Linked DNA regions of Homo sapiens: region 1 is linked to region 2. The links are chromatin loops, found by intact Hi-C in ENCODE. Cell type or tissue: Caco-2. All regions are shown on one strand. Each heading gives the region's core, and the rest is flanking DNA. Links, peaks and the distances in the headings are about the cores only. Region 1 has its middle 110 kb from the start of C7orf33. Region 2 overlaps CNTNAP2 (contactin associated protein 2).

The links. A loop is a pair of places that touch in the nucleus more often than their neighbours do. Peaks named below come from ENCODE experiments on the same cell type or tissue, not always from the same donor. Only the 100,000 strongest peaks of a DNase experiment are listed, where the experiment ranks them.
Region 1: it touches region 2 in a loop (7-fold over the local background); 34 of 110 quality-filtered maps call a loop at or near these places.

Annotation. Positions count from the first base shown.
Region 1 is chr7:148,483,013-148,487,410 of GRCh38, forward strand. No RefSeq gene overlaps it. Among named protein-coding and RNA genes, the nearest start is that of C7orf33, 110 kb to the right of the region's middle. In Caco-2, for the core only: no CTCF peak of the experiment used is centred there; no DNase peak of the experiment used is centred there.
Region 2 is chr7:148,268,669-148,273,066 of GRCh38, forward strand. The region is part of intron 21 of CNTNAP2 (contactin associated protein 2); the gene reads left to right. Among named protein-coding and RNA genes, the nearest start is that of C7orf33, 320 kb to the right of the region's middle. In Caco-2, for the core only: no CTCF peak of the experiment used is centred there; a DNase peak (open chromatin) is centred at 2,093.

The DNA.
Region 1 (4,398 bases), core at 109-4,108, 210 kb after region 2:
GACAGAGTTTCACCATGTTGGCCAGGCTGGTCTCAAACTCCTGACCTCATGTGATCCACCCACCTCGGCCTCCCAAAGTACTGGGATTACAGGCGTGAGCCACCACACTCAACCCTGCTTAACTTTTGAAGCCTGCAATTCACATATTCCTCTTGACATCCTTTCCAAGATTCACTTGCATGAAGGGTGTGGCTGCCTTCCAGCAGCTTCACATGTAATGGTTCTTTAGAGAAGTGGAAGCAAGGGCAATTGCTCTGGAGCAACATTCTAGGAAAGTGCTTGGTGCTGTTGATGGGGTAAGGGAGGGGCATTTGGAATACTTCAAGAAGACTTGAGCCAAATCATCACCTTGGGGTGATTACACACCTGCCCTGCGCACCACCCAGAAGCTGGAGGCCGGGGAGAGGTTCACCGCAGAGCCTGGGAGAGGCCTGCGGAAGTGATCCTCAGCTGTCGGAAGGGAACACACACTCAGGAGATGTGAGGGAACATTCAGGGAATACACACTCAGGCCATGCTTTGCAACGGTCTTCTCCATCCCTGTGTCACTCTGGATATAGCCAGGGCCAGGACCAGGGGGTGGCAGGCAAAACCAGGGCCTAGGGCACCAATCCAGGGAGGCGCTGGAGCTCAGGGTCGTACTAGTGCAGAGGCGGCGCCTGAGGGCCGGCGCCTCCTCCTTGGGTGTTGGCCCTGGCTCCCCCTTGCCTCCTCCTGGTCCTGGTCCTGGGAGTATAGCCAGCCTTTCTTCCATCCCTCCCTTTCGTTCTGATAATGTTATCTCAGGATTGTGTACCAGGCAAAGTTCTGAGGAAATCTAGAACAGGTCCTGGCATGCAGTGTCACCTAGGAGGCCAGCTGTCATATCTTGCTTGTTCACAGAGTGCAAAATGAGTTCCTTCAACCCAATTCAAGAATCGTTTTTTGAATATTTCTTGAGTTAAAAAGCATTTTGCTAGCCTGCTGGAGGATGCCAAAATACATGAGAAGACTCCAGTGCCCACCAGGGCTCACATTGAGAGATGAAGCCTGCTGGGGGGACGGCACTGTGAGCGTGCACGTGGGGAGTCATGTGTAGACAGCACCCACTATCCAGGTCCCGTGCCCTGTGCCTGGTGCAAGCGGCTGACAGCAGCTTTGTCCCTTGGGATCACACCAGCCACAGTAAAGCACTGAGTGCCAGCCACGGAACCGCTCCTGGGAGCCTCCGTTGCCTCATTAGTGAAGCAGAAATAACACTGCTGTAAAAGAGTGTGTATTAGTCTGGGTTCTCTGGAGAAACAGGACCAATGGTATAGAGAGAGATATATAGAAAGAGATTTATTACAAGGACTGGTTCACGTGATTACAGAAGCTGAGAAGTCCCCTAATCTGCCATTTGCACCCAGGACAGCCAGTGGTGAAGTTCCAGTCCAAACCCGCAGGCCTGAGAACCGGGGGAGCCAATGGTCTAAGTTTTGAAGGAGTTTGCAGGCCCAGCAACCAGGAGTGGGGATGTCTAAGGGAAGGAGAAAATGAACGTCTCAGCTCAGCAGGGAGAAAGTGCACTCCCCCTCCGCTTTTTGTTCTAGTTAGGCCCTCGGTGGATAGAATGGTGCCCACCTGCATTGGTAAGAGTTGACCTTCTGTACTCAGCCTACCAATTCAAACACTGATCTCTTCCAGAAACACCCTCACAGACACACCCAGAAGCAGTATTTTACTGGCTCTCTGGGCATTCCTTAGCCCAGTCAAATTGACACAGAAAATAACCATTGCATTCTCTATTTTGCAATGTAGGACAAGATATTATCTCATTTAAGCACAAACTCCTCTAATTACATTAGTTTTAATATATTGGTATGATGATGTTCTTCTCCCCTGTCCAAGGAGCTCAAAACTTGCAAGTTGTTCTGTCACCTAGATAAGTTTGAAAATTACTGGGAAAGGGCACTTTCTTTCACAGGCATGAGGTCTTTTTTGGTGGAGGATGGAGGCTGGGCTCTGGCAGGCTCCCACCGCACCTGGCGTGAGAGAGTTGAGGGCAGGCTCCAAAGCACCCAGCTGCTCAAAGCCACCAGCCACTCTGTTTTCCACTGGAACAGGGGTCAGTTCTGTCCCTGGAATTTGCAGCCTAAGTATCACAACTCCACCAAAGTCTGAAGGCAGGCTGGCAGATCTTTGGGTTGTCATATGAGTCTTTGGAGAGGTAGGATGTGGTCCTTTTGGGAAGAGTCACCCACTCTTCCTGGGCAGAGATTATCAGGACATTCAGGTTCAACTGAGATTTCAGTCACTATGTCTGAGAATTAATACACCGTAAATACTCATTGATTAAATCACTTATTTGATTCAGACTTTGCCTAAATGATATTAAGGTGGCAGACAAGAGAACTGAAAACATAGCAAAATGGGTTTCCTTAGGTTATTTTCTGATCACTTGATTAATTTTAACTTTAGTTTATCTCTACAGAATCCATCTCTGTGTCCTTTAGGAAGAGGGTGTCAAAAAACAACATCTTATAAGCCAAAGCCATTAACTTTCACTTTTGATCATGAGTTCCCTTTCTACATTTTTTATAATAAATTTTACATCTCCATGATATGCATTTCTGTTGGTGCACAGTTATTATCAGATATTTTTCACTTTAATGAATCTCTGTGCACACATACTAGGCAGAATGTAAATTTCCATATGTGATGAAATGTGTGAACAGAAGTAAAATTACAGTGCCATCTTCAGGAAACTAAAAGTCTTTCTTTACAAAGCACTACATATGTAGCTCCAAGTCAGCTAAAAATGTTCCCGGATTTGAACATAAATCTCTCCTTTATGTTATAAAAATGGTAGGTGAAGCAAAGGATAAACATGGGGCAGCTCTTTGCAGTGAAATGCAATAAAATCTTCTAGATAACCACAGAGGCGCTAAGGATTTAGTGCTCCTGGAACCAGAGAGGGTGTGACTGCCTTGTTTTATAGCCGTATATTCATTACAGATGGCTAAAGGAGAGGAAAAATTAAAAGGAGGACGCAAAGTTGCCCTTGTTGCAAGCAAACTGCCTCTGTTTTTCTTAAATTGTTATGGATTGCCGAAGCTGGAAGAAAACCTGCGTAGTTCCGGGTGCCAGCTCCTGGTCTGGTAGAAAGTTATTCTGACAAGCCATGGTGTGCACCTATATGTGTTTGGATAAGAGCACTGGGGGACCCCCATCCACACACTAAAGGAGGTTTAAGAAACTCAGGCCATGAACGGCTAAAGCACAGGGCTTGGTTTCAGAGAGCCAGAGAAGGTTAGAGCTAGAAAGAAGTTGTTTTACAGATGGGGAAACTGAGTCCTGAAGAGGATGCTTAACTTGCCCAAGGTCACGTGTCTAGTAGACCACTGGAAACTCTCTTGATACCTGGAGCCCTTCAATAAATGGGCAGGTAAACTGGTCTAATCTTTCTGGAAAGCAACTCGGAAATTGATCATATGCTTAGAGCCAGGACTTCCTGCCCATACTGACTTTTTTTTTTTTTTTTTTTTTTTTTTTTTGAGACAGAGTCTCAGTCTGTCGCCCAGGCTGGAGTGCAGTGGCGCCATCTCCGCTCAATGCAAGCTCCGCCTCCCGGGTGCACGTCATTCTCCAGCCTCAGCCTCCCAAGTAGCTGGGACTACAGGCACCCGCCACCACGCCTAGCTAATTTTTTGTATTTTTAGTAGAGACGGGATTTCACCGTCTTAGCCAGGATGGTCTCAATCTCCTGACCTTGTGATCCGCCCACCTCGGCCTCCCAAAGTGCTGGCATTACAGGGGTGAGCCACCGCGCCTGGCCACCATACTGACTTTCAAGCTGCAGAAGTGGGGCCTTTCCCTAGCCTTGCGCTTTGGAGAGCCCCTCCCTTCCCACCCTGCCGCGGGTGTCATCTCCCCACCAGGCAAGGAGTAGGAAGAGATCAGGGAACATGCCCATGCCTCACCAATCCCCCTAGATCACACTCCAGCTTCCTGGAACTCTGGAATTCCCTGCCCAAGCAGTCCTAAGCCAGCTTCCAGGACCTGAGCATATCACCCAAAGGGTAGCAAGGCGTGAAGGTTTATGGGAAGGGAAAGTGTGGTCAGCCCTAGAAGCTTCAGTGTGCAGGCTGAGGTGCCAACACGCATGCGCACAAGCCCCCTCCCAGTGAGAGACAAAGCTGGGGGTGGGAAGAGGAGGCGGTCAGGCCCCGGGTCAGTGCCTGGGGTCCGTTCTCCCCACGCCAGCATGTTCCATTACAGAACTCCAAGGAACCTACAAATTCTAAATTCAAACCTTGTATTTCAGGCCATTTTGAAGGTATATTTGTCAAGGTAGATGGCTAGAATATATCTTATATAAATTATCAATTTGTTTGCTTGATTTATAACTTAAATATCTAGACACATTTTTACTTTTGC
Region 2 (4,398 bases), core at 88-4,087:
TAATAATAATGTGCACTTATGTAAGATTTACTGTAGGCCAGGCTCCAGTTTAAGCACTTGACAGATATTAGCCCATTCAATCTTCGTCACAATTGTATGAGGTAGTTAAGATTATGATCTCCACTTTTTAGATGAGAAAACTGAACCATGAAGAGATTAAATAACCGGGCCACCTGGCTAATCAGTGGCAGAACCAAAATTTGAACTCAGGCAATCAGACACCAAGGGAGCTCTTTACTGTGCTGTAATCCCTGTGGCAGTTAATCTAGAATGCAAAGAGAAAGACAGAGAGGAAAGATTGGGCAGGTGATAAATGCTGAGGCTGTCCAGGTAAGGGATAAAGCCTATATCTTGTGCCAGGAAGTGGTCAAGAACAAAAAGGATTCCTGGGTTTAGAACCAGGAACACACCAGTCCGGCTGGAGAGGGAGGCATCCAGAAGAGAGGGGGAAAGCAGGTGTGTGCATGAAGCCCAAGACCACACACCTGGTGAACAAGACAGTGGGGAGTGGCAAGTGATAAATCAAAGGGTGGAACTGGAAAACAAAAGAGGGCTAACATGTATTGATCACTGAGCCTTAGATATTGTACGATATGAAAGATAATTAAATAGCTTCTGCTTAATCCTTTGCATCCTGAAAACAGCACTCAGGCACAGTCTCAAATCTAGCTTTGGATTACCTCACCCTGATGTCCTTATCTGAATTTTCTCCAACACTTTCTATAGTTGATGTATTTTTACAGATCTTATCACCACTTTTATGTTCTGTGAACAAGAAGAGACTTTGTGACATCACATGTTACACGTGTAAATATAAGAAACAAACGTCACAACAATCCAATGAAATGAGATCCCTGATTATGAACCTCATTTTGCAGATGAGAAAACTGAAGCAGAAGAAGGTCAATTTGACAAAAGTTACTCAACTAATACTGGCAAAGCAGAGTTTGGAAGCGAGGTCTCTCTGAAGACAGTCCAGACTCTTAAGTGGGTCAAACAATCTTGTCATTCATGGTGAAGCTCCAGAAGAGGGATGTATTTGAAAGTTGAGCGATGCCATCAGTTAGCAACAAAAAGTGGCTGTTTAGTGGAGTAGGGCCTTGGCATTCATGAGTCATGGATCTGAGACTTTGGTGAGTACCCGCTTTCTACCAGAGGTACTCCCACGGTTCAGTTGAGAATACTTTAAAATGTTAAGTGCTCCTTCAGAACCATATGATTCCATCAAAACAAACGCTACACTATGATATGGTGATGTTCCTAAAGATACTACACTATGATATTCGTAAAGTAACATCAACTATAAACATACCCGAAAATAATAGACTTTTTATTACTTTGTGGAACCTGCAAAGTCAAATTTTGATGGGAATGTTGGATGATTTCTAGGTTCTGTCACTATGAGTAATATTCTCTGGTTCCTCTGTTTTCCAGGTCATGTAACTAGTTCACATTTCAGCACAATTCCAATATACTGTATGGCATGGACCTTCAAGGTCGTGAACAAATAACATCATAAAGGCCACATTTTCTACAACTAAGAATGTACCTTGACATCAATCTGTGCAAAGCTAAAAGTGTACCATGAGCCTCAGATACATGAAGGTTACACCCTGTATTTTTTGTACACCCAAGAAAAATGTTGCTGCATACACAAACTAGGTAACTGTGCATGTGGCAGTGAGTTACAGAAAGTACACATAAATACCTGTAAGGAGGTCCACAATTCCAAGATGGAAATGGTGTTATGCAGGTGAGAGTAGTTAGGGCTCCAGCAATGGGTCCTTGGTGCACTGACTTCTAGTGGAGATTATCTCTCATCCCTACAAGCCTGTGACCTCCCTGCAGACCAAGAAAGCATCTCATAGTTCCACCATATACTAACAAGGAGCAAGTGCTCAATAAATATTTGTTGAATTAATAAAGAGTAAAAGGGGAAGGAAACAGAAAGATATCATTGTAGACGTATACTGCAGGGTGAAAGGGTATGGATGATCATCCTAACAGAATCAGTAAGATTCGCACAGAGGTGAGAGCTGCAATCCTCACATATCTCACAGCCTAAAAGTAGGCATCTGACGATCATGAAGTAGAAAGAATGTGGACTTCGGAATCAGGCAGAGCTTGTTAGACTGGAATCCAGTTCTACCTCTGTTAGCATTGAAATCTTGACCATGTTGCTTTCTTAGTTGAACCTCTCAGAGCCTAGGTTCTCTCCTTTGCAAAATGGGGAACACAAATGCCTACTTGCAGGTTGTTAACTCCCTGAGGGCAGAAGGCAGAGACTTTTTTTGAAACTAATCTATTTACAGCAGGCTGATCAGTGCCTAGTATACAGAAAGGGCTCAAAAAATACTTGTGGAGTAAATGAACTACTCTTTTAATATTAAGCTAATAACGTCTTAAGACATACACAACACAATGCCTAATACATAAATAATTACCATTTTTGATGCTAGCTACATGCCGGTTATTATGCTATATGCTGTAAGTACAATACTGTCTGCGTTTCTCACAACACCACAGACCATTGTTACCCTCGTTGTATAGAATAAGGAGCTAAGGCTCAAAACTATTAAGTTTTCTTCTTAAAGTGGGGTTTCCCAACAGCAGAACTATTGACATTTTGGATCAGAAAATTCTTTATTATGGGGCTGTCTTGTTCATTGCAGAATGTTTAGCATTCTCCCTGGCCTTTACCCACTAGATATAAGTAGCACCCCAAGTTGTGACAACCAAAAATGTCTTCTAACATTGCTAAATGTTCCCCAGGAGGGAAAAATTACCACCCCAGTTGAAAACCACAGGCTTCAAGCTACTCAGCGAGTCAGCGGTGACGCTGAGATTTGAAAAGCGTGATTTGTGACCTAAGACCTATGCTTTGCTTCCTGATGACACCTGCACCTTCCAGAATGGTGAGGAAGCAAGGACGAGGTTCTTGCTACTCTGAAGCTAAAATTCTGTTAATAAAATTGAAGGAGTCTCAGTGAAGACCCCAAGAAGACATGTAAGTGCTTGAGAAGCTAATCACTGGCCACCCCTTCAAGCCAATACTCCTTTGATATTTGATCATTTCACAGGGGCAGGAATATGCTTAAATGTCTCTTTGAAAACAACATATACTTCAGTGAGAGACAACCCATTTGCATTCCCCAGTTGTGTAAAAATCCATCTGTACAGACATACAGTATTGAACTTGCAACTGATATGTACTCCGGCCAGGTTTTGAAACCCCCTGGAGTTTCATGCTCCAAAGTTGTTGCTTTACTTTTATAGGATCAGTTTCTGCTACTCAGAAACTGATTCTATAAAAGAAAGAGAAGAAGATGGCTCTAAATACCTAAAATGACTTCACACTGAGCTCTTTGATGAGCACTCCTCAAAAAGGGACACAGAAAAAGGATGAAAGAAAGGCTACCTAATCAAGGACAAGTGTGATCTTTATAAAGGGGATGGAGGATATATATTCAAGAAATAGTAGTGTGATCACTGCCAACCAACAGCAAACTTTTAGAACGGATTCTTACATAATTCTGAATGCTTCTAGAAGGAATTCAGAATCACTAGCAATCAGCAAAGGTTCACAAAGGAGAAATCTCACTAGACATAGTTATGTCCATCTTTCATCCCTCATATCCATCCATCTTTTACCAGCCGAGTGATGTCATAGACTTTATCTTTCAGCAACAAATTTAATGGTCTCTCAAGAAATCTTCAAGGAAGAGAAATATAACTTGAAGCCGAAAGTGGGGTGTTCTGTTTGCTCATGTCCTTTTCAACATCTCTATTAATGCCTTGGAGAAAGACACAAGTAGCATGTTTATTAAGTTTGCAAATGTCACGAAGCTGAGAGGGATGGTTTAATATGATGGATTATAAAAAGCATTTCAAAACCATCTTGACAGGCTAGAAAGATGGGATAAAAATAATAAGATGAAATGTAATAGAAATAAACTTAATTGCAGCACTTAGATAAAAAAAATATATACAATCACCTAAATAGAAGATGGGAGACCCCCAGCATCATGAAAAAACTTAGGAAATTGGTTTGATGGAAAGTCTGGTACAAGCAATGTTACATGGTGATGGATTCTTAAATGAATGTGATTCTGAGCCACACTAGTATGAGAATCATGTCCAGAGCGAGGGTATTAGTCATCTGAGGAGAAAACCAGATAAACACAAGACCCGTAAAGGAAATGTCAGAAGACCTGGGAATGTCTGATCAGAAAAAAATATGATTTGAGAGACGAGAGAATCAATTTTCAGTCTTTGGTAACTGCCACATGCAGGGTGGATTAGACTTAGTTGAGGCTTACTCAGCAAGACTGACATGGACCAAAAGCAGAAGATATGAAGAGGAAAATCTCAGCTCCATATAAGAAAGAACTTCCTAAC